Regions from separate parts of the Homo sapiens genome. Here region 2 is linked to region 1. Evidence: read pairs that join two places in POLR2A ChIA-PET (ENCODE). Cell type or tissue: OCI-LY7. All regions are shown on one strand. Links, peaks and the distances in the headings refer to the core of each region. The heading gives the core; the rest is flanking DNA.

Region 1 (5,376 bases), core at 294-5,293:
CTCCGCACACACGTGTGTGCCCCCAGCCCGCCGGGTGCCTCTGGCACTTATGCCTTGGGGACAGAGCTCGCGGTCGTGCACTTCATAGCAACCCACCCCCGCGAGCAGGACCGTGCAGCCTGAGTCTTTCTTGCTAGAGGAGAGTGGCCTGGGCCGAGGCGGCCGGACACTTGGCCTTTTTACAAATGGGGAAACTGAGACCTGGAGAGACCTGGAGACTGGCCAGGAGGCTAGGGGGAGGGGGACTCAATTTGTCTATGAGCTGCCTCTCCCTTGGGCGCGGCCTGATTGGGTGGTCGTGGCCAACGGGTCTGGGGGTGTGGGCCAAGGTAGGGAGGTGTGTGGAAGGGGAATGCTCCCACTTCAGGTCCTTCTTGAGTTGCATCCCCCCACACCCCAGCGAACAGGCTGTGATAAGCTCTTCCCTGACTTGAAATGACCCACCCCACCCCACCCCCATTCTGAGGGGTAGACCCAGGACCTCTCTAGGAGCAGAAGAAAAGGTTTTCCTCTGGATGCCCAGGGTGAGGGTGGGTCCTTGAGGCCCTGAGGGATGTCTGAAAAGGTTGGAGGGAGGCCCGTTCCTCCTGAGCTCCCCACCCATCTCAGAAAATACTTCAGGTGGAGTCAGAAGGTGAGGGGAGTGACTCAGACGTGGGTGTCCCATCAGCTGAGAACCTGGTATCACTCACACCGTCTCACACACATAGTCCCCCATTTTCCTTCTGTACCCACAGCAGGGAGGGATCCCAGGGTAACACTCCCCTCCCCTTCACCCAGCACCTCCCTCCCTGCACCTGCCTGGCATCATGCTCCTGGCTCAGGTGTGCCCTGGGCACAATGGACCATTGTGTGCCCTGAACAGTTTGTCAGTGGGGGGAATTCATGCTCAGACACGCTGGCCCTCCATAAGGAGGCTGGCCCACTGTCTTCCACGGACCTGGAGTCCAGGCCAGAAGGACCACAGCCTCTTCAGTCCGCTCAGGTTGTGAGAGGTCCAGGCCCCAGCAGGAGGCCAGGCATGGAGTAGAGTCCCTCTTTGGTATAACTCAGATCGAACTCGACTTCTGAGCCTCTGCTTCCTGCCTGTAAAACTGACACAGCCCTGGCCGGGCACGGTGGCTCACACCTGTAATCCCAGCACTTTGGGAGGCCGAGGCGGGCAGATCACAAGGTCAGGAGATCGAGACCATCCTGGCCAACATGGTGAAACCCCATCTCTACTAAAATACAAAAATTAGCCGGGCGTGGTGGGGTGTGCCTGTAATCCCAGCTACTCGGGAGGCTGAGGCAGGAGAATCGCTTGAACCAGGGAGGCAGAGGTTGCAGTGAGCCGAGATCGCGCCACTGCACTCCAGCCTGGTGACAGAGTGAGACTCCGTCTCAAAAAAATAAAATAAAAATAAAAAACTGACACAGCCCTGACCTCAGGGGCTTCCTGGACTCTGTGGAGAGGTAGCCATTATAGCTGGTCCAGACCAGAGAAGGCTCCTGTTTTCCTGGCCCCATTGGGTCCCCTCGCCCCAGCTTCTCTGCCTGCATCCCCAGTGGTTGTGAAGGAGCAGAGGGTTTGAAGAGAAGCCTACCCTAGTCCTCCTTCCTCGGACTGCCCCATAGCTATGGGCAGGCTCTAGGTGCATGGGCAGGTAAAGGGGGCTTAAACCAGCTGGTGAGTGTGAGGGATGTTAATGATAGGTCTTCAGCCTGGGTGGCAGGCTGCTGGGAGTGTCTTGGTATCTCCCAGGACAGTAACTCCAGCATGGTTGCCTCCTGATGCCCCATCTAGCTGAGCTCTGTACATGGCCACCCCCCATCCCCTCAGGAGGTGGTTATGGCTCATATCTGTGCTGAGCCTCCCCCTCCCGGAGCTCCTCACCTCGCAGGGCAGGTATGGAGCATAGGCTGGCAGGTTGTAGCTTTGGAAGCCTGAGCAGACAGTGGGCAGCCTGGGGCCAGGCAAACAAATCCAGGATGTAACAGCAAACCCCCAAGCCAGGCGGGGCCAGGCTGCCTGGGAAGAGGAAGCTAGGGCCAGCCTCCCAGCTCGCCTTCCTGCCCGCCTGCTCCTGACCCTGATCCTGGAACCCCCAATCCAGGGAGGAGTAGGCTATGCAACTTTGAGTCCTGTTAGGGACCTATTGTGTGTGTGCTTGGGGAGGGGGAGTGCAAGGTAAGGGGCAGAGCTGAAAGTGGGTGTTTAGAGACCCTTTAGTTGGCCAGCCACCCAGCCAGCAACACCTGCACCCCTCCCTTCAGCAGTGAGAGCTGACATCAGCTGGCAAACCTGTTTCCCCAGTTGTGGGTCTGGGTGGGGATGGAGAGGGGGGAGTAACTCCTTCCTGCCCTTCCTCTTCCTTAAAGACCCCAGGTTTAGACCCACCCACCCCCTCCCCCTGGGGGCCCGGCTCAACTGGGGGCCTCATAGTGAGGGAGGGGGCTGTGGGTGGCTGCTGAGGGAAGAGGGAAGGGTCAGAGCATCCCAGGACTTCACTCAGTTGGAGCTCCTTAGGGCCCTGGTGGGGAAACCAAGGCAGGGTCCTACTACGATTGTCAGACCTCACATGCAGTAGGTGCTCCTTGGGTATTAGCTGAATGACTGGATAGAGGAGGTGGGTCCCATGGCAGTGACCAGTCAGGAAGTCACCCCAGAGGAGGCTGAGTTTGGGCTTTGAAGGCTGAGAGGAAGAAACAGCAGGAGCAGTGGGACAAGAAGCAAATTGTCAGGAGTTGGGGCAGGGCAGAGCTAGTCAAGCAGGCCTGGTGGACAGGTGGGGGCTCATCTAGAGGACTCAGAGCCCACCAGAGCTCCCCCAGGGTAGGCATAGGAAGGGCAGGAGAGTCTTGGGGGACTGGGGACAGCACCTGACAGGCTGGCGGTTGGGCAGCCCATAAAAGTTAATGCCACATAGCATGCAGATGAGTGGCCCCTGTTCAGGCCGGAGCAGCAGTGATGTTCAGCAACCCCTCCAGTGAATGGGGTCACAGAGTGAGGGGGCACTGAATGTGGAAGGGCACTCAGGGTCACAAAGTTCAGGGCAGAACAAACCCTCAGGTGACAGGAGGGAGCAGAAGCTGACCTGTCCAGCTATGCCACTGAGGCCTCAGAAGGGTTCAGGGAGGTTAGGTCAGGCTGGAGGCAACCTCGTCCTGCCTACACTTCCCTGAGAGTTCCCTCTCCCTAACTGATGATCTCTACTGCCTCTCAGAAACCTGGTCAGGCCCTCCACTCCCCCGGTACTTTACCTGGTCATATTCCTTTTTTTTTTTTTTTTTAGACAGAGTCTCACTCTGTCACCCAGGCTGGAGTGCAATGGCATGGTCTCAGTTCACTGCAACCTCTGCCTCCCGGGTTCAAGCAGTTCTCCTACCTCAGCCTCCCGAGTAGCTCAGACTACAGGCGTGTGCCACCACACCCGGCTAATTTTTGTATTTTTAGTAGAGACGGGGTTTCACTATGTTGGCTAGGCTGCTCTCAAACTCCTGACCTTGTGATCTGCCCGCCTCAGCCTCCCAAAGTGCTGGGATTACAAGCGTGAGCCACCGCACCTGGCTTTATCTGGTCATATCCTTTTTGGGCTTCAGTTTACCTTCCTGAAATGGGTAAAGGGAAGGTGGAGTCACTTCTTTGGTGCTTGGTCCCCTGCCTCTATTACCAAGGCACCTGAAGGAGAAGGGCCTGTAGTGATAGGGAGATGAGCACACAGCCCAGGCTTGGGTGGGCACTGGTGATTCCTGGAGTTGTTATGACAACTGGGGAGCTGATGGGGAAGTGTGGGGTCCCCGTAGAAACAGGGTCAGTTACCATGGGGTCTATGGGGACCCTAGAAGGAAATTCCCATTTTCCTTAGTGATAGTAAAAGGGATTGGTCAGCTCTTGAGCCGCTTGCTTGAACCTACTTCCATTCTGTGGAGTGTACTTTCATTTCAATAAATCTATGCTTTCCTTGCTTAAAAAAAAATAGTGTCCAGGCGCGGTGTTTCACGCCTGTAATCCCAGCACTTTGGGAGGCTGAGGCGGGCAGATCACGAGGTCAGGAGATCAAGACCATCCTGGCTAACACAGTGAAACCCCATCTCTACTAAAAAAAAAAAAAAAAAAAATTAGCCAGGCGTGATGGCGAGTGCCTGTAGTCCCAGCTACTCAGGAGGCTGAGGCAGGAGAATGGTGTGAACCTGGGAGGCGGAGCTTGCAGTGAGTTGAGATCGCGCCACTGCACTCCAGCCTGGGCCGGCGACAGAGCGAGACTCCGTCTCAAAAAAAAACAAAAAAAACAATAGTACAAGGGGATGGTCAGGCCCTGGGGCAGGGTGGGTGTCATGGAGATCAGAAGGTCCACCCTTTCAGCACCCCCTCTCCAGGTAAGTGGGAGAGACTGGCCCAGCCACCCAGGCACTCAAACCACTATCCTCAGTTGTCCCTGCCCCAGCAAAGTCCCATCTTCCTGCTTCATCCCATGGCCTAACATCCTCCAAGCCTGACCTCCAGTCCTGGTGATGTAGCCAGAAGTCACGTTTAGCTTGACATTGTCCTCCCCGTCCTGATACTGAATGGGGGGACCCCCTAGGCCTGGGATAGGCTATTCCACATAAACACCACCCTGTCCCACTTCTGCTTGTCTGTCCCTGAAGATGGAGTGCTCACTACCGCCCAGGCAGCTCTGACTGAGAGGAGTCACCCACTCTTGAGCTGTGCTCTTCTCTCCCTTCCTGCTCCTAGCTCTTCCCTGGGGTCCATTAATGCCTCTTACTGTCACTCACAGAGGGGGCTGGGGGTTGTTGCCTGGAATTCAGGGAGCTCGGGCAGGCCAGAGCCCCTGGATCTGGAACTCCACTCACCTTACCCTGACCTCGAGTTGGGTAGGTGTGGCTGGAGAACTTTTACCCAAGAAGCAAAGGGATGGTTTTAAAGAGGTTAATGTTAAGTAACAAGCTACTGAGAGTTAGAACGGGGACTGGACTCCGGAACCCATGCCCTCACCTGATTCGGTTGGTGAGAGGCACCAGACAGGAATGGGTCTTACAAAGGGTGCTGATGCCCCTGATGGGGGCATTCCAGCAGAGCAAACAAGAGCAAAGCACAGGCAGACCTGTGGGGGTAGAGACAGTGATTCACGCCCTTGGGCCCAGGCATCCAGCGGGTTTGGGGTATGGAGGCTGCAGGTGAGGTGGGCACCACCCTACAGGGCCTCAGATGTGAGCTTGTGATAGGGCATGTGACTGGCTGATCAAGCCGTGATGGTGACAGATGTCTACTCGAGGCCCATTGTGCAATGGCCTTGGGGTACGTCAGGCAGGGTCTGGGAGCAGCATGGTGTCAGGCAGCTCAATGATCCCTGTCAGCTTGGCAAACAAGGTGTACTCCCTGTACTCCCCACC
Region 2 (5,376 bases), core at 181-5,180, 330 kb after region 1:
AGAGTGTTTTGTGTATACCATAGATTCATTTCTTTTTTTCTGTCCTATCTTGGACTTTGAACCTAACTCTAATACTTTAAATCTACTGTCTGATTCCATTTCATTGATAATATTTTATAAGAAGTATATTTTTAGAGGTGGGTATGTAGCAAAATGTGACTAAAGGTAGAGATGTATGCTAAATAGCCTTAAGTTTTCTAACCAACCAGTTATGTGTTTCTTACAGATGAATTTTTTTGAAAAAATTGTGTGGCACCAGTTCACATGTCTTTGCCACCTTAGGAGTGGGGAAGAGGGGAGATTTGAGGTAATTGCAGATCAGTGGAGAAAGTGGCCTTTGCATGGGCCTGTGTAATTCTAGATATTAATTATAGGGAACCCACTTACCCTCTTATATAAGCTATAGTTTATGTTACATTTATTGGTAAGAAAATAATATTTTTATCTCCCATTCGCTTTGTGCTCCCTCCGCCCCCTGAGAGGCTAGGTTTCATTATGTTGCCCACGCTGGCCTCAAACTCCTAGTAGCTGAGATCCAAGGCATGTGCCACCATGCTTAGTTTAGTCCTTTTTTTAAATGGATGTTTTATTTTGAGATAATTGTAGAATCACATGCAGTGGTAAGATAATTCAGTGAAATCACACATACCTTTTAATTTTTTTTTTTTTTTTTTTTTTGAGATGGAGTCTCGCTCTGTCGCCCAGGCTGGAGTGCAGTGGCGCAATCTCGGCTCACTGTAGGCTCCGCCTCCCAGGTTCACGCCATTCTCCTGCCTCAGCCTCCTGAGTAGCTGGGACTACAGGCGCCTGCCACCATGCCCAGCTAATTTTTTGTATTTTTAGTAGAGACAGCGTTTCACTGTGTTAGCCAGGATGGTCTCGATCTTCCGACCTTGTGATCCGCCCGTCTCGGCCTCCCAAAGTGCTGGGATTACAGGCGTGAGCCACCGTGCCCGGCCTAATTTTTTTTTTTTTTTTTTTTAATAGAGAAAGGGTCTCACTTTGCTGCCCAGGCTGGAATGCAGTGGTGTGATTATAACTTCCTGTAACCCCCAACTCTCAGGCTCAAGCAATCCTCCTGTGTCAGCTGCCTAAGTAGCTGGGACTACAGACGCATACCACTGCACCCAGCTAATTCATTTTATTTTATTTTTTGTAAACACATGGTCTTGCCATATTGCCCAGACTGGTCTGAAACTTCTGGACCCAGGCAGTCCTCCTACCTCAGCCTCCCAAAGTGCTAGGATTACAGGCATGAACCACCATGCCCACAACTTTTTCCTTTTGCCCAGTTTCTCCCAGTGGTAATATCTTGCAAAACTATTAAGCCAGAGGAACTGAAAGTACAATATTGCAACTAGAATATTCAGTTGCAATCTTATTCAGATTTCTTCAGTTTTACTTTTATTCATTCTGTGTATATGTATATTTAATTCTATGTAGTTTTATCATGTGTAGGTTTTTTATTTATAATTTTTTTCTCAATTGACTGAGAACTCAAGCTGAGAGAAGGTATGCTATTTATTAGGTCCCTCTCCAATTCCACCAGTAACAACCTAAGCATAATTCCTTCTCTTCACATAATAGCTACCTGACATTGGGTGAGCTACTTAACTTCCAAATCTTGGTTTTCTCATCTATAGAACATGATTCACAGTAGCTGCCTACTGCAGAGGGTTGCTGTGAGGACTGAAATGAGAAAATGTGCAGAATGGGTACCTGGCATAGTCAGTGGCATACAAAAGGAGCTCAATAAATGATCATCTCTTTTTTTAAAAAATGACATTTTATTTTATTTTATTTTTCGAGACATTCTCTTGCTCTGTTGCCCAGGCTGGAGTGCAGTGACAATTATAGCTCACTGCAACCTTGAACTCCTGGACTCAAACCATCTTCCCAAGCATGCACCACCATGCCTGGCTAGTTTTTTGTAGAGATGAGGTCTTGCTGTGTTGCCCAGGCTGGTCTTAAAAATCCCTGCCTCAAGAAACCTTCCCACCTTAGCATCCCAAAGAGCTAGGATTAAAGGCATAAACCACTGTGCCCAGCAAAAAATGAGACATGTAAAAACTGAGATTACAAATGAGAGTGTTTGGGTTTTTAAAAGCTTTTCACAAAAATGTAGTATCACAGGATTGTAGAATTGGAAGGCCTCTAAGTAGTCACTTAATAGTTTTGAAACCAGTCCAGGACCCCGCTAAGTGTTCTTAGCTCTTATTCTTACGCTTATTTGTTTTTTGTCTTTTTTTTTTTCTTCCTTTTTGTGAAGAACGGAGTCTCGCTATATTGCCCATGCAGGTCTCGAACTCCTGGGCTCAAGCTATCCTCCCACCTCTGCCTCCCTGAGAGCTCGGATTACAGGCATGAGCCACCGCGCCCTGCACTTAGCTCTTATTCTTTATGATAAAAGAAAATCTGCCTTCCTGTAATTTTCTAGATCTGCCCTAATCCATGTGATAGCCCTTCTAGGATTTGACAACAACTATCAGGTTCCTCCTAAATTACCTTTTCCAGACTATCCTTTAGCTATTCCTTATAAGATGTAGCTTTCAGACTCTTGCCCATCTTGGTCTTCCTCATCTAGACAAGGTCCAATTTGTTGTTCCCCTTAGCTGAATACAGAACTCAAATGTAATCAGGCTAACATATCCCAAGATAGGCCTATCTTCTCTGTAGCTGGTTTTTTTTTGAAACCAGGTCACTCTGTTGGTGCACATACAGCTTGTTCTTTTGTCTTCTGTTTATTTTCTAGATGAAAAATAAATGCACAGCAGTTAAACACAGCCAGTTGAACACATACTTAACTTTCATTCCCCTCCATAACCCCATTAAAATAGTAGTAAGAGGGGAAAGACATATCAGCAAATGAGAAATCAATGGAATATTAAAGCCAGAGAGCATGTGTGGAAGACTTAGTGGGCCAGAGGAACTGAAAGTGCCTCCCGGGGGAGAAACTGAGAAGGAAGAGGATTTCTAGTGTAGAACCCTGGAATTGTTCCAGAATTGGAGACACCAAATACTGAAAACAGGAAGATTACTTGGAAGTCTGTATGAAAGGCAATTAGATGCCTGCACCCCCTCCCCCACTCTCTCAGGAGATAGGAAGTTTAGTCTTAGATACTGAACCAGAGGCTCCGAATCAGGCACACCAAGCATAGGAGAAAGGGTGCAATATGGAACAAAACTGAAAAGAAGGGCTTTAAGATAAGAGTTATCAGTAGTGCATGGTAGAACCATCCACCTCTTAGACCCAGTTTCCAGAATATCTGTAGGCCGACAGATATTTCCCTGCAAGAGACTGGAAGATCGTGCTCTGATAAAATTAACTCCAGAGAAAAAGTCCTGAAGATACTGAATACTTCTAGGGGTCCTCAATCAAATGGCCGATTCTTGCCTGATCACCCTAATGTGAAGCCCACAAATCAACAAGCCTACCCCCTAGCCAAGTGTCACCAGACATTTAAAGAAAACCTCTAACATAGAAGACAGAGATCAAAACAATTGGAAGAGAAAATATCTCAGGAAACAGTAAAAGCAGAGAGATAAAGAAGAAAAAAAGTTGTAACTATATACTGTCTCAGGAGAGATTTGAGAAAATATTGCATTCATGAAAGATGAACAGGATTCTTTTAAAAAGGAAGCTTTTGAAAACAAGAACTCTAGGAAATTAAAAATATGATAGCCAGTATAAAAACCTACAACACAGAAAGATTGTAAGATAGGGTTGAAGAAGTTTCCTCACTGATAGACCAAATGAAAGAGATGGAAAGTGAGGAAGAACAATAAGAAAATTAGAGGATTATTCCAAGAAATCTAACACCTGACTAATAGAAATTTCTGAGGAGAAAAAATTACAATAGGAGGGAGGAAATTATCAAGGATTAAATGGTGTAAAGAGATTTTTCCAGAACTGAAATAATGTCTGTAGATTGATACAGCACAATAAAAGAAAACCAATACCAAGATACAATACTGTGAAATTTTAGAACTACAAGAATACAGAGAAAATCCTAAAGGCTTCTAGAGAGCACAGTTACATACTTAGAGTTAGGATTCAAAATAGCATTGGATTTCTCAATAACAACAAACTAGGCCAGGTGTGGTGACTCACGCCTGTAATCCCAGCTCTTTGAGAGGCTGAGGTGGGAGGATTGCTTGAAGCCAGGAGTTTGAGAACAGCCTGAGCAACAAAGCAGGACCTGTCTGTACAAATATATATATATGTATATATATACATATATACATATATATGTATATATATACATATATACATATATATGTATATATATACATATATACATATATACATATATATGTATATGTGTGTATATATATACATATATACGTATATATGTATATGTGTGTATATATACATATATACGTATATATGTATATGTGTGTGTATATATACATATATACGTATATATGTATATGTGTGTGTATATATACATATATACGTATATATGTATATGTGTGTGTATATATACATATATACGTATATATGTATATGTGTGTGTATATATACATATATACATATATATGTGTGTATATATATACATATATATATTTTTAAACATAGCCAGGTGCACACTAGCATGCCTATAGTCTCAACTACTCAGGAGACTGAGGCAGGAGGATTGCTTGAGCTCAGGAATTCAAGTCCAGCCTGGGGGACAGAGTAAGACCCCATCTCTAAAAACAAAAGAACTAGAAGACAATGGAGCAATACTTTCAAAATTTTGACAGGAAAAAAGTCTAAACTTTGAATTTTTTAACCAACTAAATTATTATCTAAGCTTGAGGGTAGTAAAGACATTTTCAGACATTGTACATAGACCCCTTCTTATGAGGCTCTACTAGAAGACACATTTTTATTTGTTTGAGATGGAATCTCGTTCTTCTTGCCCAGGCTGAGTGCAGTGGTACGGTGTCTGCTCACCGCAACCTCCGCCTCCCAGGTTCAAGTGATTCTTCTGCCTCAGCACCTCGGGTAGCTGGAATTACAGGTGTCTGCCACCACGCTGGGCTAATTTTTTGCATTTTTAGTAGAGACGGGGTTTCACCATGTTGGCCAGGCTGGTCTCGAACCCCTGACCTCAGGTGATCCACCCGCCTCAGGCTCCCAAAGTGCTGAGATTACAGGTGTGAGCCACCATGCCCAGCCTAAAAGACACTTTCTACCAGAACAAGTGAATAAATAAGAAAGAGGACTACGTGGGGTTCAGGAAACGGGGGTGTTAGTATAGGTGAGGGAAACAGAATTCCCAGGAAGAGTTCCAGTAGATAATGTCTCAAGAAACAGACAACTTAAAACAAACAACTGATAGAGTACCTGACTGAATATATTAACCAGAGTTTTATGCTCTAGGGAAAAGA

What was found. ChIA-PET counts read pairs that join two places held together with the same protein. Peaks named below come from ENCODE experiments on the same cell type or tissue, not always from the same donor. Only the 100,000 strongest peaks of a DNase experiment are listed, where the experiment ranks them.
Region 2: POLR2A ChIA-PET joins it to region 1 with 5 read pairs; 3 of 35 experiments call an interaction of 5 or more read pairs at or near these places.

Annotation. Positions count from the first base shown.
Region 1 is chr3:46,980,056-46,985,431 of GRCh38, forward strand. The region is part of intron 1 of NBEAL2 (neurobeachin like 2); the gene reads left to right. It also overlaps a transcript of CCDC12 not described here. Among named protein-coding and RNA genes, the nearest start is that of NBEAL2, 3.1 kb to the left of the region's middle. RefSeq lists enhancers at 1-665, 666-1,446, 4,755-5,376. In OCI-LY7, for the core only: no CTCF peak of the experiment used is centred there; no DNase peak of the experiment used is centred there; H3K4me3 peaks cover 2,085 bases; H3K27ac peaks cover 1,630 bases.
Region 2 is chr3:47,312,250-47,317,625 of GRCh38, forward strand. The region is part of intron 1 of KLHL18 (kelch like family member 18); the gene reads left to right. Among named protein-coding and RNA genes, the nearest start is that of KLHL18, 32 kb to the left of the region's middle. In OCI-LY7, for the core only: no CTCF peak of the experiment used is centred there; no DNase peak of the experiment used is centred there.